Linked DNA regions of Homo sapiens: region 1 is linked to region 2. The links are chromatin loops, found by intact Hi-C in ENCODE. Cell type or tissue: A673. All regions are shown on one strand. Links, peaks and the distances in the headings refer to the core of each region. The heading gives the core; the rest is flanking DNA. Region 1 has its middle 41 kb from the start of SEC61A1. Region 2 has its middle 8.3 kb from the start of RUVBL1.

Region 1 (15,104 bases), core at 4,828-12,827, 120 kb after region 2:
TCGTGCCACTGAACTCCAGCCTGAGTGACAGAGTGAGACTCCATCTCAAATAAACAAACAAACAAAACAAAACAAAACAAAAAACAATGGAATGAAATCCCTTTATAGACTGTTTAAATGGTCCATCAGGTGACCAAACATACCTGAAGCTTTGATTGTTATCTCAGGAATATGAGACCAAACATTGGTTATAAACCATCTTAGCCATTTATAAGTCACCACACCAATATATTCAACTTGGATCATTTTATCTTTTCCATGGTGAGTCATGGAATGCAGAACTTTTAATAACAAAAGCTTTAAGGACTCAGGAAGGACAAGGCAGCCGTCCTGGTTATCCATGAGTCCATGCTTAATTAACATTAGACTTATATCCTCTTGAATACCAGTTGTTTTTCCAAATTAGGTGCATAGCACTGATAACCAATGGGTTATCATAGGTAATTTGACTTAGACCATGGAGTTCATTCAAATTGTATATCTAAACAATTTCAGTATTAGCTGATTTAGCATGAAAATCTGGCAAAGTATTTTCTTGGTATTTAATTAATCTTTGTTCTACTTGGGCTAGCAGTTTTGTAACTCAGTCAGTCTTCTCATTAAAGTTCCAGGAATTCTTACCCAGTTAAAATGATATGATTCTAAATTTATTAGAAATCTGTATTCCAGAGTGTTTTTTAGGGTCCTTTTTATCCTTTCATGGATCTCCTAAAAGACACCATATTCCAGGATTTTGTAGGCTTGTGAAGTTTTCAGAAACTGCATCAGCATTAACATTTAGTAATTAACTGCGGAAATGAATTTAAATAGTAATAGTTTTTTTTTTTTTTTTTTTTTTTGAGACAGAGTCTCACTCTGTTGCCTAGGCTGGAGTACAGTGGCGTAATCTGGGCTCACTGCAACCTCTGCCGCCCAGGTTCAAGCGATTCTCCTGGCTCAGCCTCCTGAGTAGCTGAGATTACAGGTGCGTGACACCACCATCAGCTAATTTTTGTATTTTTAGTAGAGACAGAGTTTCACCATGTTGGCCAGGCTGGTCTTGAACTCCTGACTTTAGGTGATCTGCCTGCCTTGGTCTCCCAAAATGCTGGGATTACAGGCATGAGCCACCCTGCCCGGCCAAATTGTTATAGTCAAAAACACAATTGACAAGGAAATTTGGATATTTCTGTGGTTTATAATAACATAACCATAATTATTATTGATAACATATACTCAAACATATTAGAATTTTAGAAATCCCATATAATTTTGGAACATATATTAATATTCACTAAAATATAAACTGAAGTAGATTAAATTTTTTTTAAAATTTTTGACAATGTTTCCCATGTAATGAAACATGTCAGATAATCTTGTTTACCTCTCTTTTGGATTCTTCAGGGGTCCTCTGTAGCATCTTAAAGCTAGAGGTCAGAAAAGACCATTTTGAAGCTGAAATTTGATTTCGGGAAGGCTATCAAATATGTTAAAGGTTTAAAACACTTGATATTATGAAATAGAATTCCAGGTTTCCATAAGTCATTCATTTAGCCACAATGATGACTCGAATATTTTTTTAAAGGCAAAACCTTTACTCATTGATAGAGGGAAGACTTAGCTTTCCAAACAATCTGTCTCTTTTCTTTCCCTTCTTTTGTTCAGTAGTTTATTCAAAAGGCAAATGAAAAGCTTCATTATCTGTTAATATGCATGAAAATCTTGTTCAAGAGAGAAAGCTAAACTTCACTCTTGCATTAGTTTACTATTAATGTTAACCCCAATTTTTAATAAAACCTTACAGACAAATCTTTCCAATCTTAATCAGTTTGACCATAAGATGAGATTATCATAAACCTTTTGTAACCCTTTACAAAGTTTTGTTAAAGAGCAGATCAGGCAGGGCACTGTGGCTCATGCCTATAATCCCAGCACTTTGGGAGGCCAAGGCGGGCAAATCACCTGAAGTTGGGAGTTTGAGACCAGCCTGACCAACATGGAGAAACCCCATCTCTACTAAAAATAAAAAATTAGCCAGGTGTGGTGGCACATGCCTATAATCCCAGCTACTTGGGAGGCTAAGGCAGGAGAATTGCTTGAACCCAGGAGGCAGAGGTTACGGTGAGCCCAGATCTCAGCATTGCACTCCAGCCTGGGCAACAAGAGTAAAACTCTGTCTCAAAAAAAAAAAAAAAAAAAAAAAAAAAAAAGAACAGATCAGTGATTTAAGGAAACCCTGTTTGTGCCTTTATTTTGATGTTCAATTTATGGAAAAATTGGAAAATACTCCTTTAAATTTAGTCAATATGTTCACATACAGAATTTTTTTTAACAACATTAATTTTTACAAAACTTCCACAACTTGTTCAAACCTTTAGCTTATTCTTATCTAAAACAATCCTTTAGCTCTCTAAACTATGCAAAAATTTACATTCCCATGCTTTCTTAGAATCTTTTACCAAAAACACATTTCATTCTCCTCACACACCTTGCATGTAAAACTATTTCTTCAGTAGTCTCAATCACGTGTTACAATGGTAACTCTTAGCAACTTTTACTTTTGGTGCATAAATTTTCTTTCACAAATCCTTTCACAATGTACACAAGCCATCTACAACATGCATGGACTTTCTGACTTGTCCTAAACATCCCTCTTTTTAAACAACAAGTTATTTTACTGGTTGTCCCCAGGCCTTATTTGGATTTTTTTTTTTTTTTTTTTTTTTGGAGACAAAGTCTCACTCACTCTGTCACCCAGGCTAGAGTGCAGTGGTCTGATCTTGGCTCACTGCAACTTCTGCCTCCCAGGTTCAAGTGATTTTTCTGCTTCAGCCCCCTGAGTAGCTGGAATTACAGATACATGCCACCACACCCAGCTAATTTTTGTATTTTTCATAGAGACATGGTTTCTCCATGTTGGCCAGGCTGCTTTCGAACTCCTGGCCTCAAGTGATCCACCTGCTTTGGCTTCCCAAAGTGCTGGGATTACAGGTATGAGCCATGTGCCTGGCCCTTATTTAGAATCTAATGCTCCAAAGTAGGTAAATTGAATAATTTTCAAAAGCCTAAGAAGCAGTTTATGACCTTAAAGCATTTAGCAAATCAAATATCTAACCTGCCTAATTTAGACCAAATGTCTTTATTTTACCAATAGTCTTTAAAGCTGTTTTTATTTCCCCAAGATTACTAAAGTTATGTGAACTAAGACATTACAGTTTTTACTTTTCTGCCAAAATATTTGATTTAAGTGCTTAGTTTTCTTAAAGCCAATTAATTAGAGCTCTTTTATATAAACATCACACACACAACACATATATAACTGCACAGACAGACAGAAGTAGTTGTAAGATTTTTCATTTGCCAATTTTTAAGTTGTGTGTATGCGTGTGTGTGTTTTTTGTCTTGAGACAGAGTCTCACTCTGTCACCGAGGCTGGAGTGCAGTGGCGTGATCTTGGCTCACTGCAACCTCTGCCTCCTGGGTTCAAGCGATTCTCCTGCCTCAGCCTCCTAAGTAGCTGGGATTACAGGTGTGTACCACCACACCAGGCTAATTTTTTGGATTTTTAGTAGAGACGGGGTTCCACCATGTTAGCCAGGCTGGTGTCAAACTCCTGACCTCGTGATCCACCTGCCTCAGCCTCCCAAAGTGCTGGGTTTACAGGCATAACCCACTGTGCCCAGCCAAGTTTTAAGTTTTTTAAGTTGGATTACTGGCTTTAGAGTGGAGTCCTAGGGTGGAAGAACAGGGCCAGGAAAGCCTGCAATTTCTAGAGCCTAATAAGCAGGCACAGTTGGAAGGGAAAAACAGATCCCATTTTTACACCAGATCCTGGATCCTAAAAAGAACAGAGCCTTAGATTTTGAGGAGGATCTATCCATTTCCAATTCCTGAGGTTCCATGAGGAAAAGGGATTTTTTTCCAAAACAGGTCTCTGGAGCCTCCTGTTTTTCCCAAGGAGTCCCAGGCTGTTAGAGCTTTAATATCCAGTTTTAATTAAGCTGACTTTTAACTATAGTGCTCTTTTTAAAATTCCTTTTAAATCTTTTATTATGCAGCCTTGCCTAGGCCAAATGCACAGTATTTCTGTGCTCAGAGAAAGGAAAATTTAAGATGGTTCATGGAGGGGAAGAGAATCAACAAATGGTAAGGATTACACAGATATCAAACCAGAAAGTACTCATTTCCTAAGGGAATTGAACCCTGAACCTGGGCCTCCATTATGAAAAGGGAAAGCATGGCCACATGGTTATAAGGTCAGGCTCCCAAGGACATGACTGACCAGTTTTCTGGGCCATCTTGAACAGTGGGTTTATGGTGTCCTAGACACATGCTTTATCCTAAGGTACTCCCTTTCACGACAGAACAATACAGAAAGACACATAAAGCACACCAGGTTCACTACAGCTTAAGACCAGCCTCAGAATTCTTTTTTGTGTTAATCAAAACTTTAGAGAGGAGATAAACAGTGATTTTTACCATTTATTTAACCAGTTTTCACAGAGAGAGAAAGGTCAGAGTCCGACTGGTAATAAATTCTTACCCTTTTGCGGGCATGCCAGGCTCCTGGGTTCCCTTTCCCTGAGCAACCCTAGTGACCCTGCTTGCCACACTATAGCCCTGGGGGCCAAGCCACATCATAAAGGAAAATCATCTTTTTTTGTTTTATGGAATCAGGCAAAAGCCTCTCAGTTTTGCAAGTTGCTGCTCAAGGGGTTGCATGGGGTAACCCAATTAACATTTTTCATTCTGGCCAGAGGAAAATATGAGTGACAAAACATAGACATTGGCCACGCTGTTTAGCACCCAATATTGAACTGGCAAGGCTTGCCCTCAGTTGGACCCTGTCATCTTTAATCTATTTTTAACCAAGAGGGACTTTACTGAGGGGAGGCCCTCTAACTCAATCCCATCCTTTACTCAAGTAAAATGTACCCCATTACTTATCCAAAGTCAGCCAATTGGTGCTGCAGTGTATTTCCTTTGGATCAGGATTCCTGTGCCTAATATATAAACTGGAAGGAACTCAGTTTTTCAGAAATTAAGAATTCCGGCTGGGCATGGTGGCTCATGCCTGTAATCCCAGCACTTTGGGAGGCCAAGGCGGGTGGATCACCTAAGGTCAGGAGTTCAAGACCAGCCTGGCCAACATGGCAAAACCCCATCTCTACTAAAAATGCAAAAATTAGCCAGACATGTTGGTGAGTGCCTGTAATCCCAGCTATTCAGGAGGCTGAGGCAGGAGAATCACTTGAACCCAGGAGGTAGAGGTTTCAGTGAGCTGAGATGGTGCCATTGCACTCTAGCCTGGGCGACAGAGCGAGACTGTCTCAAAAAAAAAAAATTGTGAAAAGGTACCCCTGTATAGGGCACTCACCAGGGATGGAGCCTTGTGGGACTGGAAGTCGCCCTGGGTGAGTCAGTGAGTCGGTGAGTGAGTGGTAAGTGAACCTGAAGGCCTAGGGCAGTACTGTGCACTATAGCAGACTTTATAAATGTGTGTACTTAGGCTACACAAATTTATAAAATATATTTTATTTCTTCAATAACAAACTATGTTTAGCTTACTGTAACATTTTTACTTCAGAAACTTTTCAATTTTTTTAACTTTCAACTCTTTTTTTTTTTTTTTTTTTTTTTGAGACAGAGTCTCGCTCTGTCACCCAGGCTGGAGTACAGTGGCGCAATCTCAGCTCACTGCAACCTCCACCTCCAGGGTTCAAGCAATTCTCCTGCCTCAGCCTCCCGAGTAGCTGGGGTTACAGGTGTGCGCCACTATGCCCGGCTCATTTTTGTATTTTTAGTAGAGATGGGGTTTCACCATGTTGTCCAGGCTGGTCTTGAATTCCTGACCTTGTGATCTGCCCGCCTTGGTCTCCCAAAGTGTTGGGATGACAGGCGTGAGCCACCATGCCCAGCCACTTTCAACTCTTTTGTAATAACACTTAACTTAAAACACAAACACATTGTACAATCATACACAAATATTTTCTTTCTTTATATTCTTATTGTATAAACCTTTTTCTATTAATTTTTTTTTTTTTTTTTACTTCTTAAACATTTTTTTCAGAAACTAAGACACAAACACACACATTAGCTGAGACCTGCTACACAGGGTCCCGATCAGTGATATCATTACCTTCCACCTCCAACTCCTGTCCCACTGGAAGGTCTTCAAGGACAGTAACACTAATGGAGCCGTCACCTCCTGTGATGACAATGCCTTCATCTGGAATCCCTTCTGAAGGACCTGCCTGAGGCTGTTTTATCACTAACTTTTTTTTTAATAAGTAGGAGTATGCTCTAAAATAATGATTAAAAAGTAAAATACAGTAAATACATAAACTGGTAATGTTACTGGAAAGGGGTCATGATCCAGATGCCAAGTGAGGATTCTTGGATCTCGGGCAAGAAAGAACTCGAGGCGAATCTGTAGAGTAAAGTGAAAGCAAGTTTATTGGAGAAGCGAAGAAACAAAAGAATGGCCACTCTGTAGGCAGAGTAGCCCTGAGGGCTGCTAGTTGCCAATTTTTATGGTTATTTCTTGATGATATGGTAAATAAGGGATGGATTATTCTTGTCTCCCCTTTTCGACCATGTAGGATAACTTCCTGATGTTGCCATGGCATCTGTAAATTGTCATGGCGCTGGTGGGAGTGTAGCAGTGAGGACGAACAGAGGTCACTCTCATGGCCATCTTGGTTTTGGTGAGTTTTGGCCGACTTCTTTACTGCAACCAGTTTTATCAGCAAGGTTTTTATGACCTGTATCTTGTGCCGACCTCCTAATTTATCCTGTGACTTAGAATGCCTTAACTGTCTGGGAACGCAGCGCAGTAGGTCTCAGCCTTATTTTACCCAGTCCCTACTCAAGATGGATTTGCACTGGTTTCAATGCCTCTGACAGTAACACAGTCGTTTATTAATAGGATCAAGTATTATGTACTGTACATAATTGCATGTGCTGGGCTTTCATCCGACTGGCAGTGCAGTGGGTTTGTGTACACCAGCATCACCACACACAGAGAGGAATGTGTGCGATGACGTCATAGCTGATGTGACGTCACTAGGCGAGGGGGATTTTTAGGTCCTTTTTTTTTTTTGAGACGGAGGCTTACTCTGTTGCCCAGGCTGGAGTGCAGTAGCACGATCTCGATTCACTGTAACCTCCGTTTCCCGGGTTCAAGCGATTCTCCAGCCTCAGTCTCCCGAGTAGCTGGGATTACAGTCTCACGCCACCACACCCAGCTAATTTTTGTATTTTTAGTAGAGACGGGGTTTTGCCATGTTGGCCAGGCTGGTCTTGAACTCCTGACCTCAGGTGATCCACCCGCCTCGGCCTCCCAAAGTGCTGGGATTACAGGCGTGAGCCACCACGCCCGGTCCCATTATCATCTTATGGGACCACAGTCATAGATGCAGCTCGTTGCTAAGTGAACTGTGATGCAAGGCACATGCACGTGCTTAGTTCTGTTGCTACACAGAGTGTATAGGAAAAAACTGGTTTGTCCCTCCCATCCCCGATTCCAGCTTCAGTTCCACCAGTCCTAGAGGTGTGCACTGAACCGGCTTTTTAGGACACTCTCCCGCTCCCACCGCCGCCATAGACACATATCTTAAACACACACATGTCATTGGGAAAATGATTAAAAACAAAATCTGTCAACCCAGAAAACCTCTCCACAAAGGTAACAGGAAGTTAGTTTTGCTACAACTAGACAGCAGTGTGCATCACAGACAGTCGGCTAAAGAGATTGCAAAGAAAAAGAGCTTTCATAGCCTGGCAGACACCACCCACTCCATACGTGCTAATTTCCCAAATGCCTCCTGTCTTTTGACAAGAAGTTTACTTCCTGAAGCGAGCACCTGGGCCTCACACTCCTGAGGATGGGGGAGATCCGGCGCCACCTCCTGGCTGTTTCCAAGGCGGAGAGAAGGAGCCCGGGGCTGCAAAACCTGTCAGAGGATCCCAGACTGAGGCGGACTCAGGGAGGTTTCCCACGCCTAAGATTTCATCCCTAACCAATCAGCGATCACCACTCCAAAACCCTTGAAAGCCCCCCCCAACTCCTCAGCGAGATTGAGTGATAACTCAATCTCCAGGGTGGCCGGCCTCGGGTCATAAACTATTTCTTTACTGCAATAATAATGATACAATAAAATAAATTTACATACATCTCAAGGAGACAGAGGTAGCGTTTACAATTTCAGCTTTATTAAAGGAAGTAGGAAGTGGGAGGGGGTGCCTTATTCCCTTTCTTTGCACCGGAAAAAATACAATTTTTTTCTCTAGATTTGTGTTTACCAACAACACACACACATACTCATATACACACATATGTACATATACCCCATTCACACACAGATATACACAATATATGTACACTCATGAACACACACACACACACACGTATGCACACCAGTTTGGGCCATAGTACCAAAAGACAGTTCCAAATTCCATAATCCTGAAAGCTGAAATCCTGAAAGATCAAAATCCCTAGAGTATAGAATCTTGAAAATCAAAATTTCAAAAGATAAAAATCCCCGAAACGTAATTCTGGAAAAAATAATTTTAGAATTCTCTAAAAGACATTTATTAACATTTTTAAAAGGGGATTTATCTGCGCAATAAATAAATGTGCCTGTTTACACCGAGAACAGATCTTTCCCCTGATCCAGTCAGACTCACGCACTCGTCTCCCCTGGAAACGCGCTCACAGACACCCCCAAAATAATGCCTACCAGGTTTCTCAAGTCTACAGCAGAGCCAGGCTTGTCAACTTGGCACCCAAACACATCTCCTTAAACCACACTGAATTTCCAAACAAAGATAACAAAGCAATAGTTCCACCCAACATGCAACCAACATGATGCAATGATCCTGAAATGCACTAATCCTTTTCCTAGAATTTGACTTTGAGGATTTCAACATCTGGAGTTTTGATCTTTCAGGATTTCAACACTCGAGATCGTGGCATCCAGGATTGTGTCATGGGAGATTATGATTTTCACCAATACATACCCACAACTATACATACACACGTATACACACCTGCCACACACAATGTGCCCACACTCATCCATATAGCACCCCCTCATACATTCACACATGGATGTGTGTGTTCAGGGCCTTGTCCACACCCCACCAGCAGAGCCAGGGTGTGAGCTGAGTTCTTCACCTGCCTTTGGCACTGGGCATTGCACCATGGAGGCTGTCTCTCCTCAGTGGAGGGGAGGAGGATGGTAATGATGCGCTTTATCTATATTAATGCAGGGGACCCTTACATAGCCCACAAGCACTAGCACAGCCTCATTTTACAGATGGGGCAACAGGGCCCAAAGGAACTCAGCTAGCTTTGCTTTACTGTGTGTAGGCAGCCACGCATTCTGCTGTGTGTGTGCACCAGGGCATATTTCACCAGTCCCACTCTCTGCTGTGCAAGATTCCGGCACTTACATCTGTAATCCCAGCACTTTGGGAGGCTAAGGTGGACCGATCGCTTGAGGTCAGGAGTTTGAGACCAGCCTGGCCAACATGGTGATACCCTGTCTCTACTAAAAAATACAAAAAATTAGCCTGTGTGGTGGTACACACATCTGTAATCCCAGCTACTTAGGAGGCTGAAGCACAAGAACCACTTGAACCCAGGCGGCAGAGGCTGCAGTGAGCTGAGGTCATGCCACTGCACTCCAGCCTGGGTGAGGGTGACAGAGTGAGACCCTGTCTCAAAAAAAAAAAAAAAAAAAGATCCCGGCACAGAAGGGATATCCCGAGGTCCCAGCCTGCGCTCTCTGAGCAGGCCAGAGGAAAGAGCACCAGACCCAGAGGCAGGGTGGGTTTGCATCTGGTTCTGCTCTAGCTCCAGGTGTGGCCTTGCATAAGCCTTCTTTCTTGGGCCTATGGTATGTGAGGCTGGGCTCCAAGGGCTGCTGGCTCAGATGCCCCTGAAATGGACAGCCATCAGCACCCAAGCAGTGGGCCACCCAGCATTGCCCTCAGTGGCTCAGGAGGCCAAGGAACGTTCCTGTCGCAACTGAGGGAAGCCGCTGGCCTTAAGAGCATGGAGGGCCTCTGCTTCCTGAGGATACAGTTTGTCCTTGTCCCTCCCTTGTCCTGATCCCTCTCTCCTTTTAGTTATTAATTCTGGCTCAGAGTTTATATTATCATAAACCGGTGTAAACACAAGGCACAGCTGTGCCATATGGTAATCTATGGTTACCTTCCCTCTCCTATGTAGCATTTTATTTTCTCTAGGGTTAATAATCATATGATGATTATTATTTTTCCTTGCACTTCACCTCTGTGTTCCGAGAGACTCCGGAGCAGTGCCTGGAATTTGGTAGATGCGCAGCAAAGGTGTATGGCAAAGAGGAGCGAGTGCTGGCATCGGAGCCGAGCTGGGGCACGCAGGTGACTGGATGCTGCTCTCTGTGCATCTCCAAATGCCTCTTCTCCACAACAATCTGTGAGACTCTCCTCATCCCTTTTTTGTTTTGCAGAGGAGGAGACTGAGGCACAGGCAGAACCAAGGTCACACAGTGAGTGCCTGGCAGAGCAGGTGGTACTGGGTGTGGTCCTGCCTCAGCCTCCCAAGTAGCTGGAACTACAGGCATGTGCCACCGTACTGGGCTAATTTTTGTATTTTTTATAGAGATGAGGTTTCACCATATTGCCCAGGCTGGTCGTGAACACCTGGGCTCAAGTGATCTGCCCGTCTTGGCTTCCCAAAGCACTGCGATTACAGGCGTGAGCCACTTCACCCAGCCTTGTTCCATTCTTTTTAACAGGTCTACAATAGTCTGTGAATTAGGACAACGTGACTTATTTAGCTAATCTGTTATTGATGCTCATTTAGGCTGGACAAATTCTTTCAAAGGTAGCTCAGCCCAAACTCATTAGCAATTAGAGAAATGCAAATCAAAATAACAAGGAGGTGTCATTTTACAGCTATCCTATTGACTAACATTAGAAAGGTGGGTAATGGCCGGCGCGGTGGCTCATGCCTGTAATCCCAGCACTTTGGGAGGCTGAGGCGGGCAGATCACGAGGTCCGAAGATCGAGACCATCCTGGCTAACACAGTGAAACCCTGTCTCTACTAAAAATACAAAAAAAAAAAAAAAAAAAAAAAAAAAGCTGGGCGCGTTGGCGGGCACCTGTAGTCCCAGCTACTCGGGAGGCTGGGGCAGGAGAATGGCGTGAACCCGGGAGGCGGAGCTTGCGGTGAGCCGAGATGGTGCCGCTGCACTCCAGCCTGGGCGACAGAGTGAGACTCTGTCTCAAAAAAAAAAAAAAAAAAAGGTGGGTAATGCAGAAAGTGGAAAGGTGTGGAGCCAGTGGACCCTTGTGTCTTGAGGGCAAGTGTGGCCAGCGCAGCCATCCTACAGAGGGAGCTGGCAAACCATGGCCAATTAAGTCTGAGCCAGCCACCACTGCCCTGGGGACGTACCCAGGAGAGAAACGAATTCACACCCTAGCCTTCCAGGAGGCATGTGTGAGCATGTTATTGCTGCATTGTTTAGAGGGGAACTGGGGACAATGTGAGTGTTGGTCCATAGGGGACTGAGCTCTTGAGATGTGGTTCATCTGAAGTGAGACGTGCTGTGAGTGTAAAATACACACTGGATTTCGGGGACCTAGTATGAAAAAAAGAATGCACGATATCCCATCATATTTGTATATTTTATATAGTTATTATATGCTTATATATTTATATTGGTTATGGGTTCAAATGACAATATTTTGGTTATATTGAGTCAGATAAAGTATATTATTTATAAAAGTATGTAAATTAACTATAATTAATATAAATTAATTGCACTCATTTCCTTTTACTTTTTAAAATGTGGCTACTGCATACTTTAAAGTCGCAGACGTGGCTGGGATTCTGCTTTCCTGGACAGCACTGGGTGAGAATTCTGCTCCATGAGGAGCCCGGAGAGACTGATCACAGGATCCGTGGGTGGAGTTTCGACAGGCAGGGAGCAGGGACCCAGCCAGAGGCTGGGCAGGTCTGGGCCCTCCTTCCCCACGGAAACCGCTAGGAACAGCCTGAAATAGCTACCGGGCACTCTGGAAGGCAGTCACTGTGTGGGCAGGGGGTGGACCCTGCTACGGAGAAGAATACACTAGGGGGAGGGAGAGGACCTGCAGCGTTGAATCCTGAGCGCATGGGTGGGGAAGGGCCCCGAGAAGGGGGAAAGACTTGGGAGAGGTGCAGGAACTGGTATTGGGATGTCTGGGGGAAGAAGGTTCTAGAGGAAGAACAGCTAAGCCGCACATGGCGGCGGAGGACCAACCAGAGGAATCCGGAGAGTGGGGTGAGGTGGGGCCAGAGTGCTGACGGCCTTACACACCTCCCTAGGGACCTCGGCCTCTGGGAGCCGGAGCCCTGGGACCTGCTGCACCGTCCAAGATTCCCTCTGGCTGCAGTGCGGGAAACCAGGGAAGGTGGGAGGCCTCTGCCATGGTCCAGGCAACAAACAAAGGTGGCCGGGGCCTGGCTCTGAACGGGCTTTGCGGATGCTCCACCTGGCGTCCTCTTCAAGGAAGGTTTGTTGCCCGGCTGTTGGCAGGCTTCGCCCAGAGGTCAGGGCTGGTCCTGGCTCAGGACCCATCCGGAGCTCCCTGAGGGGCCGCAGCCCTGTTCATTCCTCCCTCAGCCCATCCCACCTCCTCCTCAGCCCTTCTGCAAGCTCCCTGCCCACCCAGCTCCATCCCAAAGACGGCTTCCCACCCCCCTCTTCCAAGTGCCCAGGGGGCGGGGGGAAGGGGGTGGTGGCGGGGAAAAAAAGGGGGAGTGCCTGGGAAGGAGGGTCAGGATGACGCTGAGACTTTGTCCTGAGCTGCCATCAGCTGAGCTGCCTGGGGGCCTCTCCTCCCGCCTGCCTCCCAGCTGGGGATGAGGTGGCCTCAGCTCCTTTCTTCTACTTTTATTGATCACAGAGGCACGATGGCCCCAAGGCTGGCATCGTGTGTACAACAAGGGCTGGGAAATGTGTCTGCCTGAGAGGAGGGCCAGGCATAGCTGGGTTTCTCAGCAGGTGTGTAACACTCCTTAGCAGGCTGGGCTCTGTTTTGTTGTGTTAAAGGGTAAAGCCCGGTGCAAAAGGCCCCGGTCGCCGGTCCCTCTGGTCCCAGCATTTGGCCCTTGCAGCAGGCAGCAATTTGGGTGGGCTGCTTCTTGGAGGGTCGCCAGGGGGTGCCCCTCCCCTCAGTGCGCCTGGGAATCACAGTGACAGCGTTGGTCCTCTGCCTCTCAACCCCATCCCTACTGCCAGAGGGCAGAAAGCCCAGGTTGTGCCTAGGTGTTTTTTTTTTCTTTTTTCTTTTTTCCGGCATTTGTGATCCCTGCTTCCTGACCCAGCAACAGGGGATGGCCCATTCCTTTGTAGGTTTGCTTACTGTATGGAAACGCAAACAAATGGGGCTGCTTGCCCCTTTTTCTGTGTCCCCACTCCCTGGGAAGGAGCCTGCACTACCTTCCTCTCCCTCGCTTCATCCTTCCCAGGGCTGCAAACTGATACCCCGTAGGCCAAATGTGGCAAGAGGGCTGTGTAGTATTAAATTTGTAAGAATTCATTGTCAACACTTAAAAATTGGAATGTTTGGCCAGGCGGGGTGACTCATACCTGTAATCCCAGCACTTTGGGAGGCTGAGGCAGGGTGATCACTTGAGATCAGGAGTTCGAGATCAGCCTAGCCAACATGGTGAAACTCCATCTCTTCTAAAAATACAAAAATTAGCCGGGCATAGTGGCAGGCACCTGTGATCCCAGCTACTTGGGAGGCTGAGGCAGGAGAATTGCTTGAACCCGGGAGGCGGAGGTTGCAATGAGTGAAGATCGCACCACTGCACTCCAGCCTGGGGACAGAGCGAAACTCTGTCTAAAATAATAATAATAATAATAATAATAATAATAATAATAATAATAATATTGGAATGTTTGCCTTGGGCAATGCCATCTTGGGGTCAGAAACCTCGAAATGGGATCTCTTGGGACAGACCCAGGCATGGCTTCCAATGAACATATGGGCGTGGCATAGTGTGGTGGGTCAGGACTCCGATCCCAGAGTTTGAATCCCGGCTCCAGCAGTGACTAGCTGTGCATCTTGGGCAAGGGACGTGATCTCTCTGTGCCTCTGTCTCCTCACTTGTGACTTGGAATTATTGTTAGAACTGCCTCTTAGAGTTCTGAAGATCAATTGAAACAATGCCTGCCCCAGGTGTAGCGCAATCGCTGCTGCATGAAACTCAGTCATAGGTGTGCCACAGCTGCTCTGAGCATGCAGCACTGCCTTCTCCACCTGGTCCCTGTGGCACCTGCGTCTCTGATCCCAGGCCTAAATGTCTCCTAGGCCTATCTCTGTCCATCCATCGCCACTGCCTGGTTTTGAGGCGGCGCTGACCCCAGGACGGGGCTGGGTAGAGGCAGGCTGGCCCTCCGGCAGCAGCTGTGTGTATTCAGTCCTGGCAGTTGGGCTCTGGTCCAGCCCCTGTTCTTGCCTGCTGTGGGTGCCTGACTGCCCTTTGCTTGAGAAATCCAGTATTTTAGGATTTAGGCTAAGAAAAGCATCAGAGTTGGAGGCAAAGCTTTATACGTAAAGAAGTTTGCTGTGGTGTTACTTGCAAGTGCAGGAAATCAGAAACCAGCGGAACAACAAGCATGAAGATGACCATGATGAGGATGACGGTGGTGACGATGGTAGCATGTCAGCATGCACCGTCAGCTCCCCTCTCCAGGAGCCAGCCCATGTGCTCTGGTGTAGGACCCTTTGAGTCCTCACAACAACACTAGAAGGCAGCTCTATGTCACAGATGAGGAAGTTGAGGCACAGAGAGGGTGAGTTGCCTGACTGAGAACCTCAATCCCCAACCACCCTGCCTCACACGTCTCTGAATGTGGCCGGATTCCAAGAACCCACATGAATCCACGAGGCAGTCTACGCAGCTGCAGAGAGTGCTTATGAGGAGGAGAAGGTGCCCAATGTGATGTGGAGGTTATATTTTATGCTCCTTTTATTCTACTGAAAATTTCAAATGTACATAGAAGTAGAGGGACTGTATAATGCGTGTACCCAGCATCTGGCCCCTAAAGTCATCATCCTTGGCCAGTCCTGTTTCAC
Region 2 (15,104 bases), core at 2,396-10,395:
TTAATGGACACTTAGGATGCTTCTAAATTGTGGCTATTGTGAATAGTGCTGCAGTAAACACGGGAGTACAGATGTCTCTTAGACATACTGATTACTTTTTCTCCAGATTGTCACCAGCATTTTTTATTGCCTGTCTTTTGGATAAAAGCCATTTTAACTGGAGTGAGATGATACCCATTGTACTTTTGATTTGCATCTCTCTGATGATCAGTGATGGTGAGCACCTTTTCATATGCCTACTTGCCATTTGTATGTCTTCTTTTGAGAAACACCTATTCAGATCTTCTGCCTGTTTTTTCTAAATTGGATTATTAGATTTTTTCCTATTGAGTTGTTTGAGCTCCTTATATATTCTGGTTATTAATCCCTTGTCAGGTAAATAGTTTGCAAATATTTTCCCCCATTCTGTGGGTTGTCTCTTCACTTTGTTGATTGTTTCTTTGTTGTGCAGAGACTTTTTAACTTTATATAATCTCATTTGCCCATTTGTGTTTTGGTTGTCTGTGTTTATGGGGTATTACTCAAGAAATCTTTGCCCAGAAGGATGTCCTGGAGAGTTTCTCCAATGTTTTATTTTAGTGGTTTCATAGTTTGAGGTCATAGATTTAAGTCTTTAATCCATTTTGATTTGATTTTTGTATATGGAGAGAGATAGGGGTCTAGTTTCATTTTCTCTCGTATGGCTATCCACCATTTATTGAAGAGGCTATCCTTTCACCAGTGTATGTTCTTGGCACCTTTGTCTAATGAGTTCATTGTAAATGTATGGATTTGTTTCTGGGTTCTCTATTCTATTCCATTAGACTATGTTTTTGTTTTTGTTTTTAATGCCAGAACCATGCTGTTTTGGTTACTATAGCTCTGTAGCATAATTTGAAGTCAGGTTATGTGATTGCTACAGTTTTGTTCTTTTTGCTCAGGATGGCTTTGGTTATCCTGAGTCTTTCATGGTTGCATATAGATTTTAGGATTTTTTTTTCTATTTCTGTGAAAAATGTGATTGGTATTTTTATAGGGATTGCACTGAATCTGTAGATTGCTTTGGGTAGTATGAACATTTTAACAATATTGATTTTTTCAATTCATAAACATGGACTATCTTTCATTTTTTGTGGCCTCTTCAATTTCCTGCATGTTTTATAGTTTTCACTGTAGAGATCTCTGACTTCTTTGGTTGTTTATTCTTAGTATTTTATTGTATTTGTAGATATTGCAAATGGGATTTTCTTGATTTCTTTTTCAGACTGTTCACAGTTGGCATATAGAAATGCTACTGATTTTTGCATGTTGACTTTATATCCTACAACTTTATTGAATTTGTTTATCACTTTTAACAGTTTGTGTGTCGGTGTGTTTGTGTGTGTGTGCATGTAATCTTTAGTTTTTTGTAAATATAAGATCATATCTGCAAGGAAGAATAATTTGACCTCTTTCTTTCCGATTTGAATGCCTTTTATTTCTTTGTGTTGTCTGATTGCTCTAGCTAGGACTTCCAGTACTATGTTGAATAATAGTAGCAAAGGGGCATCCTTGTCTTGTTCTGGATTATAGGGGAAAGGCTTTCAGTTTTCCCCCATTCAGTATGACACTAGCTGTGGGTCTGTTGTATATGGCTTGTATTGTGTTGAGGTAGGTTCCTTCTATGCCAAGTTTTTTGAGGGCTTTTACTATAGTAGGATATTGAATTTTATCAAATGCTTTTTCAGCACCACTTGAAATGACCATATGGCTTTTGTCCTTCATTTTATTGATATGATGTACCACACTGGTTGATTTGCATATGTTGAAACATCCTTGCATCCCTATGGTAAATCCCACTTGGTTATGATGAATGATCTTTTTAATGTGTTGTTGAATTCACATTGCTAATATTTTGTTGAGGACTTTTGCGTTAATGTTCATCAGGGATATTGGCCTGTAGTTGTCTTTTCTTCTTTTGATACGTCTTTGCCTGATTTGGGTATCAGGGTAACACTGACCTCATAAAATAAGTTTGGAAGTATTCCCTCCTCTATTTTTTGGGATAGTTTGAGGAGGATTGATATTAGTTCTTCTTTAAATGTTTGGTAAAATTCAGCACTAAAGCCATTGGGTCTCAGGTCTTTCTTTGCTGGGAGACTTTTTATTACAGCTTTGATCTTGTTACTTGTTATTGGTCTATTCAGGTTTTGGATTCCTTCATGGTTCAATCTTGGCAGGTTGTATATGTCAAGAACTTATCTATTCTTCTAGGTTTTCCAATTTATTGACATATAGTTGTTCATAGTAGTTGCTCACGATCCTTTGAATTTCTGTGGCATCAGTTGTAATGTCTCCCTTTTCATCTGTGATTTCATTCATTTGGGTCTTCTCTGTTTTTTTCTTAGTCTGACTAAAGATTTGTTGATATTATCTTTTCAAATAACCAACTCTTCATTTCATTGCTTTTTTGTATTTTTATTTCAATTTTATTTAATTCTGCTCTGATCTTCTTTTCTTTTACTAATTTTAGATTTGGTTTGTTCTTGCTTTTCTAGTTATTTAAGATGCACCAGTAAGTTATTTATTTAAAGTGTTTCAATTTTTTTTCATGTAGGCACTTATTGTTTTGTGGCCTAACGTGGTCTATCCTTAAGAATGATCCATGTGCTGAGGAGAATAATGTGTATTCTGCAGCCGTTGGAAGAAATGTTCTGTAAATATCTATTAAGTCCATTTGGTCTATAGCAGATTAAGTCCCATGTTTCTTTGTTCATGATCTTTAGGTCTAATACTATTTGCTTTCTATATGTGGTGATCGAATGTTGGATGCATATATATTTACAATTGTTATATCCTCTTGCTGAATTGGTCCCTTTATCATTATATAATGATCTTCTTTGTCTCCTTATATAGTTTTTGTCTTGAAATCTATTTTTTCTGCTGTAAGTATAGCTACTCCTGCTCTTTTTTGGTTTTCATTTGCATGGAACATTTTTTCCATCCCTTTATTTTCCATCTGTGTGTGTCTTTATAGGTGAAATATGTTTCTTATAGGCAATAGATCATTGTTTTTTTTTTTTTTTTTGACAGGGTCTCACTCTGTCACCCAGGCTGGAGTACAGTGGCATGATTATTGCTCACTGCAGCCTTGACCTTCCAGGGTCAAGTGTTCCTCCCACCTGAGCCTCCCAAGTGACTGGGACTACAGGTGCATGCCACCATGCCCGGCAAATTTTTGTATTTTTTGTAGAGATGGGGTTTCACCATGTTGCGCAGGCTAGTCTCAAACTCCTGGGCTCACCACCCACATTGGCTTCCTAAAGTGCTGGGATTACAGGCATGAGCCACCACACCTGGCAGGTCTTGTTTTTTCAATCCATTCAGCTACTCTGTGTCTTTTTATTGGAAAGTTTAGTCCATTTACATTCACTATTATTACTGATAAGTAAGGGCTCACTACGGTCATTTTGGTTTTTTTTTTCTGATTATTTGTGTCTTCTCTTCCTTCCTTTTTTCCTTCCTTCCTGTTTTCCTTTTTGTGATGGTGATTTTCTCTGGTGGTATCTTTAAATTTCTTGCTTTCTATTTTTTGTGCATGCGTTGTAGGTTTTTTAATTTGTGGTTACCATGAGGCTTGCAAATAACATCTGCATAGTTTATTTTCAACTAATGACAACTTAACACTAATTGCCAAAAAAAAGAACAAAGAGAAAACTAATTAAAAATTCTACAGTTTAACTTCATCCCCCTGCTTTTTAACTTTTTGTTGTTTCTATGATATATATCTTATTATACTGTCATGTCTTGAAAAGTTATTGTAGTTATTATTTTTGATAAGTTCATCTTTTATTCTTTCTTCTTAAGATACGAATAGTTTACACACCACAATTACAGTGCTACACTACTCTGTGGTTGTCTGTGTACGTACTATTACCAATGAGTTTTGCACCTTCAGGTGATTTCTTATTGCTCATTAACATCCTTTTCTTTCAGACTGAAGAATTCACTTTAGCATTTCTTGTAGGACAAGTCTGGTGTTGATTAAATCCCTCAGCCCTTGTTTGTCTAAGAAAGTCTTTATTTCTCTTTTATGTTTGAAGTATATTTTTGCTGGGTATGCTATCCTAGTATAAAATATTTTTTCTTCAGCAGTTTATTTATTTATTTACTTATTTTGAGATGGAGTCTTGCTCTGTAGCCCAGGCTGGAGTGCAATGGCACAATCTTGGCTTACTACAACTTCCGCCTCCTGGGTTCAAGCGATTCTCCTGCTTCAGCCTCCTAAGTAGCTGGGACTACAGGTGCATGCCGCCACACCTGGCTAATTTTTGTTCTTTTAATAGATATGAGGTTTCACCCTATTTGCCAGGCTGGTCTCGAACTCCTGACATCAGGTGATCCACCCGCCTCGGCCTCCCAAAGTGCTGGGATTACAGGCATGAGCCACCATGCCCAGCCTTCCTTTAGCACTTTCAATATGTCATGCCACTCTTTCCAGGCCTGTAAGGTTCCCACTGAGAAGTCTGCTGCCAGATATATTGGAGCTCCTTTGTATGTTATTTGTTTCTTTTCTCTTGCTGCTTTTAGGAGTCTTTCCTTATTCTTGACCTTTGGAAGTTTGATTATTAAATGTCTAGATATAGTCTTATTTGGGTTATATCTGGTGTTCTATAACCTTCTTATACTTGAATATTAATTTTTTTTCCTCTAGGTTTGGAAAGTTCTGTTTATTATCCCTTTGAATAAACTGTCTACCCTGATCTTTCTTTCTACTTTCTTTTAAGGCCAATAACTCTTAGATTTACCCTTTTGAGGCTATTTGCTAGATTTAGTAGACATGCTTCATTCTTTTTTTTAAATTTTTCCCCTCTTTGCATTTTATTTTCCTTTTCATCTTCCTCTTCTTTTTTTTTTTAGACAAAGTTTCTCACCCAGGCTGGAGTGCGGTGGTGCAATCACAGCTCACTGCTGCCTTGACCTCCCAGGCTCAATTGATTCTCTCACTTCAGCCTCCCAAGTAGCTGGGACTACAGACATGTGCCACCACACCCAGCTCATTTATTGTTATTTTTATTTTTATTTTTTGTAGAGATGGGGTTTCACCATGTTGCCCAGGCTGGTCTCGAACTTCTGGCTTCACTTGGTCTGCCACCCTTGGCCTCCCAAAGTGCTGGGATTACAGGCATGAGCCACCATGCCTGGCCACCTCTGTGTATTTTCAAATAGCCTGTCTTTTTTTTTTTTTTTTTTGACAGTTTCACTCTTGTTGCCCAGGCTGGAGTGCAGTGGCATGATCTCTGCTTACTGCAACCTCTGCCTCCCAGGTTCAGGTGATTCTCCTGCCTCAGCCTCCTGAGTAGCTGGATTACAGGCGCCTACCACCGCGCCCAGGTAACATTTGTATTTTTAGTAGAGAAGGGGTTTCACTTTGTTGGCCAGGCTGGTCTCAAACTCCTGACCTCAAGTGATCTGCCTACCTCGGCCTCCCAAAGTGCTGGGATTACAGACATAAGCCACTACGCCTGGCCAAATAGCTTGTCTTCAAGCTCACTAATGCTTCTGCTTGATCAGTTCTGCTGTGGACTGATGCATGCTTTGTATATCAACTGAATTTTTCAGCTCCAGAAGTTCTGCTTGATTATTTTTAATTATTTCAATCTCTTTGTTAAATTTATCTGATAGGATTCTGAATTCCTTCTCTGCATTATCTTGAATTTCGTTGCGCTTCCTCAAAAGAGCTATTTTGAATTGTCTGTCTAAAAGGTCACATATCTGTCACTTCAGGATTGATCACTGGTGCCTTATTTCATTTGTTTGGTGAGGTCATGTTTTCACGGATAGCCTTGATGATGTGGATATTTGTCAATATCTGGGCATTGAAGAGTTAGGTATTTATTACAGTCTTTGCAGTCTGAGCTTGTTTGTACCCATCCTTCTTGGGAAGCCTTGCCAAGCATTCAAAGGGAATTGAGTGTTGTAATCTGTCTTTGGTCACTGCAGCTGTATCTGCACTAGGGGGCACCCCAAGCCCAATAAAGCTGTGACTTTCAGCTGCATAGAGGTGCTACCTTGGTGGTCTTGGGTAAGATCTGGGAGAATTCCCTGGATTACCAGACAGAGACTCTTGTTCTCTTCCCGTACTTTCCCAGGAACAAACAGAGTCTCTCTGATAAGCTGTCTGAAGCTGGGGGAGGGATGATACAAGCACCTCTGTAGCAACACCACTGGGACTTTGTTGGGTCAGACCCAAACCCAGCCCAATACTGTGTCTCACCCAAGGGCCATGGTGACCACTGCCTGGCTACTGCCAATGTTCACTTAAGGCCTGAAAGCTCTAAAATCAGCATCTGGTGAATCTAGCCAGGCTTATGTCCTTCCCTCAGAGTGACAAGCTCATCCCCCAGCCCACGGCAGGTCCAGAAATGCCATCCAGGAGCTGGGGCCTGGAGTCAGAAACCTTAGGAATCCATTTGGTGCTCTAGTCTACTGTAGCCGAGCTGGTGCCCAAACCGCAATACAAAGTCCTTTCCACTCTTCCCTCCCTTTTCCTCATGCAGAAGAACTCTCCCTGTGGTCACAACCAACCCAGGCCTATAGCAAGAACTGCCTGGCTACCGCTGATGCTCACTCAAGATCCAAGGGCTCTCTCTTCAAGTTGTGTTGAATACTGCTGGGCCTGGGTCTCTCCCTTCAGGGCAGTAGGCTCCCCTCTGGCCCAAGGCAAGTCCAAAAATGTCACCCAGGAGCTAAGGCCTGGAATTGGGAAACCCAAAAGACCACTCGGTGCTCTACCCCACTGTGGCTGAGGTGGTGTCCAAGTTGCAAGACAAAGTCCCTTTTATTCTTTCCTTTCTTCAAACAGAAAGGGTTTCTTTCTGTGGCCATCACAACTGGGAATGTGCTGGTTCACCTGAAGCCAGCATGGCACTGGGTCTCACCCAAGGCTCGTGGTAAATACTGTCTGGCTACCACTGATGTTTATTCAAGGCCCATGCACTCTACTCAGCAGATGATGAATCCTGCCAAGTCTGGGTTTTCCTCCTTCAAGACGCTGCATTCTCTTTTGTCCCAGGGTGTGTCTAGAAATGTCGTCTGGGAGCTAGAGCCTGAAATAAGGGCCTCAGGACTCTACCTGCTGCCCCATTCTACTGTGGCTAAGCTAGTATCCAAGTTGCAAGACAAAGTCCCCTTTACTCTCCTCTCTGCTCTCCTCAAGCAGAAGGAAGGAGTCTCTCCGGGAGCTGCAAGCTGCGCTGCCTGGCTTTGGGGGAGTGGTGATGCAAGCACTCCCTTGATTGCCCTGGGTATTGTCTTGCTAGGTCACATGCACCCCACGTTCACTGGCTCCAAGCCTAGCAGAGCACCAAGATTTGCCCAGGAATTGCAGTCCTTGTGGCCTACACTGCCTTCCAAGTTTCTGTAGAACCCCAGAGCACTTTAGCCTGCGGTGATGAGGCTGGCCGGAACTCAGTTTCTGACCACTGGGATGGATGATTCCCCTCTGGCTAGGGCTTGTCTAAATGCTCTCTCCGTGGGTGCTGGTTGAATTCTGCCTTGTGTTGCTTTCTGCTGTGACAGGGCAGCACTGAGTTCCAGTACAAAGTCCCATAATCTCTCTGCCAAGTACATAGATTCTCTCTCTGTGCCATGAGGCCTCAGGCAGGGGATGAGAGAGGGGTAGTGCAGGTGAGTCAAGACTGTCTTTCCTACTCTCTTTAGTGCCTCTTTCTTTGATGTGATGTTAAAACCAGGGACTGTGACTGCTCACCTGATTTTTGGTTCTTATGAAGGTGCCTTCTTGTGTGGATAGTTTTTCAATTTGGTTTCCTGCTGGCGGCAGGTGGGGGCAATTTCTGGAGGGTGCATTTGGCCATCTTGCTCCGCCTCCCTCTCATAGGCAACTCCTAGTTGTTTTTTGGATCATGAAAGTGTATTGGATTTTGTCAAATTTTTTTTCTGAATCAGTTGAGTTGATCATGTGGGGCTTTTCCCCTTCACTCTATTAATATGGTATATTACACTGATTTTTGTATGTTAAACCACCTTTGTATTCCTAGAATAAATCCCACTGGTCATGGTGATAATCCTTTAACACACTGCTAAATTGGGTTTGCTAGAATTTTGTTGAGAATTGTTGCATCTATATTCATACAGGATCTTGATCTGTTTTTTTTTGTTGTTGTTGTTGGTTTGTTTTACAGTGTTTGTTTGTTTGTTTTGTTTTGTTTTTTGAGATGGAGTCTCGCTCTGTGACCCAGGCTGGAGTGCAGTGACGTGATCTTGGCTCACTGCAACCACCACCTCCCAGGTTCAAGTGATTCTCTGCCTCAGCCTCCCAAGTAACTGGGATTACAGGCACATGCCACCACACCCAGATAGTTTTTGTATTTTTAGTAGAGATGGGGTCTTGAACTCCTGATCTCAGGTGATCTGCCCTCCTTGGCCTCCCAAAGTGCTGGGATTACAGGTATGAACCACCATGCCCAGCCTGTTTTATAATGTTTTTATCTGGCTTTGTTATCAGGGCAGCACTGGCCTCATAGAATGCATTAGAAAGTGTTCTCTTTAGTTTTTTGGAAGAGTTTGGGAAGGACTGGTGTCTCACTTTTTCACCCAAGCTAAAGTGCAGTGGTGTGATCAAAGCTCACTACAGCCTCAAACTCCTGGGCCTGAGTGATCCTACCGCCTCAGCCTCCCAAGTAGCTAAGACTACAGGTGGGCACAATCATGCCTGGCAAATAAAATTGAAAAAAAATAAAGGCCGGGCAGGGTGGCTCACGCCTGTAATCCCAGCACTTTGGGAGGCCGAGGTGGGCAGATCACGACGTCAGGAGATCGAGACCATCCTGGATAACACGGTGAAACCCGGTCTCTACTAAAAATACAAAAAAATAGCCAGGCGTGGTGGCAGGCGCATGTAGTCCCAGCTACTCGGGAGGCTGAGGCAGGAGAATGGCATGAACTCGAGAGGTGGAGTTTGCAGTGAGCCGAGATCGCGCCACTGCACTCCAGCCTGGGGGACAGAGTAAGACTCCGTCTCAAAAATAAATAAATAAATAAATAAATAAATAAATAAATACATAAATAAATAAAATTTTTTTTTTTTTTTTTTTGTAGAGATGGGGTCTTGCTATTTCCCAACCTGGTCTTGAACTCCTGACCTCAAACAATCCTCCCACATCGGCCTCCCAAAGTGCTGAGGTTACAGGCATGAGCCATTGCTCCTGGCCTGGTGTTAGTTCTTTAAATGTTTGGTAGAAACCAGTAGTTAAGCCATTCGGCTCTAGGCTTTTCTTTATAGGGAGACTTTTGGTTACTGACTCAGTCTCCTTACTTGATTACAGTTAAGATTTTCTACTTTTTCTTGAGTCAGTTTTGGTAGTCTGTTCACAGTTTTTTTCCACAAATTTGTCTATTTCATCCAGATTATCCAATTTGTTTATAATTATTTACAGTATTCGCTTATATTCCTTTTATTTCTGTATAGTAAATAGTAATGTTCCTGCTGTAATTTCTGATTTTATCATTAGTCTTCTCTCTTGTTTTCTTAGTCAATCTAGCTAAAGATTTGTCAATTTTGTTATTCTTTTCAAAGAACCAACTTTTAGTTTTTTTATTTTCTCTGTTTTTCTGTTTCTCTATTTTGTCTCCATTTTAATCTTTTTAAAAATTTTTGGTAAAAGATACGTAGCATAAACGATACCATTTTAACCATTTTATGTGTACAGTTAGGCGGCTTTAGGTACATTCACATTGTTGTGCAACCATCACTATCATCCATCTCCAGAACTTTTTCATCTTCCCAGATGGAAACCCTGCACCAATTGAATTAGCTCTCTATTTTTCCTTTCCCCAGCCCCTGGCAACCACCATTGTACTTTTTGTCTTTATGAATTTAACTACTTCCTCATAGTGGAGCCATACTGTACTTGTCTTTTTGTGACTGGCTTATTTTACCTAGCATGATGGCTCAATATTCATCTATATTGTAACATGTCAGAATTTTCTTCTTTTTTAGGGCTTAATAATATTCTATTATATGTATATACCATCTTTTAAAAATCCATTATCTGTCAATGGATGCTTATATTGCTTCTGCCTCTTTACTACTGGGAATACTGCTATTCTCTAATCTTTATTGTTTCTTTTCTTTTGCTAGTTTTGGATTTAGCTTGTTCTTTTGTTGTTGTTGTTGTTGTTTTTCCTGGTCCCTGTAGGTGTACAGTTAGGTTATGAATTTGAGATCTTTCTTCTTTTTTATTATAGCTGTTCATAGCTATAAACTTCTCTCTTAACACTGCTTTTGCTGCATCCCATAAGTTTCGGTACGTTGTTCTTTTGTTGTCATTCATTTCAAAGTATTTTCTGATTTCCCTTATGATTTCTTCTTGACCTGTTAATTGTTTAAGAATGTATGGTTTAATTTCCACATATTTGTGATTTTTCCTTCTGTTATTGATTTCAAGTTTTATTCCATTGTGATTGGAAAAGTATTATGTATTATTTCAATTTTTAACATTTATTAAGACTCATTTTGTGGCACCCTGGACTTTTGAGATAGCAGATTCATGGGAGCAGCAAGAGTAAAAGCTACATTGCACTGGGCTGAAGCCTGGGAAGGGAAAGGGGGGCACTTGGCAAGATGAGAACTGTGCTAGGAAAGAAATGCAAGTGATGACATTAGGAGGGGGAGGAGGGAGAAAGATTGCACATATCCTGTGGGAATGATCAGGGAGGATAGATGGAAATACAAGAAAAGGAAGGTAATGGGTGGAGCAAGGCCTTTGAGAGATGGAATGGGGCCCAGGTTGCTAACCTGAGACCCAGATAGTAAAGATGCCTTGGCTAGAAGGAAGGTCATACCTGCCTTTGAGTCGCATACAAGGAGAATCCAGCAGTGCTTGGCACATAGTAGAAGCTTAGGGTAGCGCCTGAGAGTTGTTTCCCAATCTATCTTCTCCTCTCTTTACATAGGAATTGAATTTTTAACTGGGCACATATCCATCCAGTGTAAGACTACATTTCTCAGCCTCCTTTGCAGCTAGTTCTAGCTATTTGATTAAGTGCTGGCCCCTGGGATATGAGTAGAAATGATGGTGCAACTTCAATATCAAGGTTAAAGGGAAGAAGTATGTCCTCTTCTTCCCCTTTTTTCCTTCTAGTTGGTGCAAATTCAGCCCTTTTGGGAGGAGTTTGAGCAGCTATCTTGGACCACACGATAGACAATGTGTGTGGGGAGTGGCAGAGCCACATCATAGAAGGACCATAGGCCCTTACTGATTGTAAAGCCAGCCCACCTCCTGGCATGCCTGCTTGGACTTTCTGTGAGATAAAGTGACTTCTCTCTTGTTTGATCCACTGTTATTTTAGATCTCTCTGTTACTGCAGCTGAACTAATCTTTTAACTAATGTAACATTTACTGCTGGGTGCTATGGCTAATGCCTGTAATCCCAGCATTTTGGGAGGTCAAGGCAGGAGGATTGCTTGAGTTCAGGAATTCAAGACCAGCTTAGCCAACACAGCAAGACCCCTGTCTTTACAAAAAAATAGAAAAAATTAGCTGGGTGTGGTGGCGCATGCCCAGCTACTCGGGAGGCTGAGATGGGAGGATCACTTGAAGCCCCCCAAAAAACTAACACAACGTTTATGTATTTATGTATGTATGTATGTATGTATGTATGTATGTATGTATGTATGTATTTATTATTTTTGAGACAGGGTCTCACTCTGTCGCCCAGGCTGGAGTGCAGTGGCGCAATCTCGGCTCACTGCAACCTCTGCCTTCTGGGTTCAAGCAATTCTTCTGCCTCAGCCTCCCGAGTAGCTGGGACTACAGGTGTGTGCTGCCATGCCTGGCTAATTTTTGTATTTTTAGTAGAGATGGGGTTTCACCATGTTGGCCAGGCTGGTCTCGAACTCCTGACCTCAAGTGATCTGCCCACCTCGGCCTCCCAAAGTGTTGGGATTACAGGCGTGAGCCACTGCACCTGGCCAAATAACAACATTTAATCATTACTTGGGTTGCTCCAGTTGAGGCTGGAGACCATGACTGTGCAGTGGTTACAGGGCACCACTGGGTAGTTGCATCCTGCCACACACAGTAGCCCTCAGGAGGCAGTGAAGAAGGCAGAGGGAGGCTTGACCTGGGCTTGTGGGTTCAAAGTTCAGGTGTGATAGAAGTCAAGGTAAGGAGGGAGCAGAAGGGTCAGGAAACAAGTGATTGAGATAATCAAGCTTGGGCTGGAGAAAGAGAGGTCAAAGGCCTGGAGGTGAAAGAGCAAAGGTCGTGGGAGTAAGGGAATGAGAGGGTCGTGGGAGTGAGGGAATGAGAGCTGGCAGGTCTAGGGCTGTCACAGCACAATTCTGGAATGTAGTAGTCCACACAATTACTTACATATGTGTCACTACATTGATATGGATTTTCAGTACCCACAGATAGAAATCTAACTCAAACATCTTAAGCCCCAAAGTAAATGCCATGTTACACTGCAAGTAAGGCGAGGATGATGCAGGGATATAAAGGATTTCATCGGGAATCTCTTTCTGTCAGCTTTCCTTTCCTCTGTCTTGGCTTCATTCTCAGGTAGAGTCTCCCCATGAAGTAACAAAGAAGACCAGCCTGCAGATCCATTACCTACATTTTCTCTCCTGATATGTCCAGTAAATTGCCAGGACTGACTGTCATTGAACTAGCTGCTCACATTTCTGAGCCAATTACAGTGTCTGAGAGGATGGGATACTGATAGGTCAGGCCAGGGCCACGTGTTTACCACTGAAACAAACATGGGGTGTGGGGTCAGTTCGCCCAAACTACGCAGACTCAAAGTGGGAGAACGGTCATTTCCTGAAGGAAAACGAGAGTGGTGGTGCGCAGAAGTGGGATGGACGCTGGTCAGGAATAACCCTGTCCACTGCAGCAGGCCTCACTTGCTGTTTATTGGACTTGTGTAGCTTGGATACTGGCCTGCCACATTGTTTTCTGTTGAAATGAAAGAAATTGTCTGACTTTGCAGCCAGGTCCAGCATCTTTACACACTGGATCTGTGTCAGGCATTTGCTCAATTTGTGACCTTGGACAAACCCTGTCCCTTCCTGGGGCCTCAGTTCCGTCACATGTAAAATGAGAATGCTAGGCCAGATCAATGACCTTTTTTTTTTTTTTTGAGATGAGTCTTGCTCTGTTGCCCAGGTTGGAGTGCAATGGCACGATCTCGGCTCACTGCAACCTCCACCTCCTGAGTTCAAGCGATTCTCGTGCCTCAGCCTCCTGAGTAGCTGGGGTTACAGGCGCCTGCCATCACGCCCAGGTAATTTTTGTATTTTTAGTAGAGATGGGGTTTTGCCATATTGGCCGGGCTGGTTTCGAACTCCTGACCTCAGGTGATCCACCTGCCTCGGCCTCCCAGAGTGCTGGGATTACAGGCGTGTACCACCGCCCCTGGCCCATCAGTGATGTTTGAACTGTTATTTAGCACACACACACACACACACACACACACACACACAAAGGAACAACTCTGGTGGAAGTGGGGGCATGGAGCTGGTATCCTACACTCTCAGCATTCCCTGTCCCCACCCGTACTGGCCACAAAAGGATTCCACAACTGCTGGGAATGTGGTTTGAAAACCACTAGACCAAGTAATCCAGGGGATATTCCTCTGTGCTCTAAAATCCTGATTCTCCCTTTCTCTTTTTGGACTAGAAGGAAATCCTTCTTTCTGTGCCAAAAGATACAAAGACTAGGGCTGAAATAATAAGTGTAAAAAAAGTCTTTTTCCTTAATTGGACAATACACAAAGAAGTCAGTCCCATAGAATGCCTCACTTTGACTACTAGTTGGTGGAAAAGTTTCCTTCTCCATATAGAGAAAGGAATTGCTTCTTTTCTAAGAGTAATGACCAGGAACAAGTCAATGAGGGGCTAAGCAACTTTGTGGGGTGCTGTCTCTAGTGCTGATGAACCACATGCCCTAGTAACAACCTCAGCCTTCCAAGGCCTGGCCTCTGTTCTTTTAGGCCCTGAAAATGCCAAAAGATTCCATTCACTGATGGAAATCATTACCAAGTCCTATAAAAGCCAACGTGTAAAATACATGCAGCAAAACTGATGAATTCAAGTGTATGTGTTTGTGTGTGGTCTAGAACCTTAATTGAATTCATGAGAAGCCTTAATTGTGAGCTGTGTTGTAGGCTGTGTGCCAGGCACTTAGGTTAAAATGGTAAACAATCAAATGTGGTCTACACCCTCAAAAGGCCTGCAGTTTACTGGGAGAGAAAAACATTGACCCAGTAATTATGCAAATCATTAGAAACCTAGATTCAAAAGAAAAGAAAAAAGTATATAGAAACCTAGATTCAAATGTTAGAATCAAGATGTACAAGGAGGTGTGAGAGGCCGGGCGCGGTGGCTCACGCTTGTAATCCCAGCACTTTGGGAGGCCGAGGCGGGCGGATCACGAGGTCAGGAGATTGAGACCATTCTGGCTAACACGGTGAAACCCCGTCTCTACTAAAAATACAAAAAAATTAGCCGGGCGTGATGGTGGGCGCCTGTAGTCCCAGCTACTCGGGAGGCTGAGGCAGGAGAATGGCGTGAACCCGGGAGGCGGAGCTTGCAGTGAGCCGAGATTGCGCCACTGCACTCCCGCCTGGGCCACAAAGCAAGACTCCGTCTCAAAAAAAAAAAAAAAAAAAAAAAAAAAGGCGGTGTGAGACTGTGGAACTACTGTAATTGGATTTGATTTCAGGTCTGTCTCAATTCTAACATAAACTCTCCTGCACTCTGGGCAAGTCCTTCCCTTCCTCTGGATGTTAGTATCCTCTTCTGTAAAAATGGTGTCATACCATTTGCTTCTGAGGAAATCTCTCCTATTTGTTGGAATTCAGCCAAGGCAACATCACCTTCATGATGCCTTCCCTGGCTCTCCAGGCTGTTCCGGGGGCTTCTGCTCTGGTCTTCTCGCCACCTGGGTGTACCTGTCTCAGCACATCTCACGTTGCAAGTTTTCTAAGCAAGAAGTAAACGCATCAAGACTTTTATCCCTGTATCCCCAGTGCATTGTGGTGTCTGGCTCGTGTTTGTTGAACGGATGGATGGATGGATGGCAAGTACAATTGTGGTGCAGGTTGTGCTAATATCATT

What was found. A loop is a pair of places that touch in the nucleus more often than their neighbours do. Peaks named below come from ENCODE experiments on the same cell type or tissue, not always from the same donor. Only the 100,000 strongest peaks of a DNase experiment are listed, where the experiment ranks them.
Region 1: a loop joins it to region 2, with 10 times the contacts of the local background. A loop is called at or near these places in 5 of 110 quality-filtered maps.

The regions. Positions count from the first base shown.
Region 1 is chr3:128,004,173-128,019,276 of GRCh38, reverse strand. No RefSeq gene overlaps it. Among named protein-coding and RNA genes, the nearest start is that of SEC61A1, 41 kb to the left of the region's middle. RefSeq lists an enhancer at 7,232-7,732. In A673, for the core only: a CTCF peak has its summit at 7,897 (motif pointing left); a DNase peak (open chromatin) is centred at 7,946; H3K27ac peaks cover 418 bases.
Region 2 is chr3:128,124,566-128,139,669 of GRCh38, reverse strand. It overlaps a transcript of RUVBL1 not described here. Among named protein-coding and RNA genes, the nearest start is that of RUVBL1, 8.3 kb to the right of the region's middle. RefSeq lists a silencer at 5,910-6,204. In A673, for the core only: a CTCF peak has its summit at 5,964 (motif pointing right); a DNase peak (open chromatin) is centred at 5,979; H3K27me3 peaks cover 530 bases.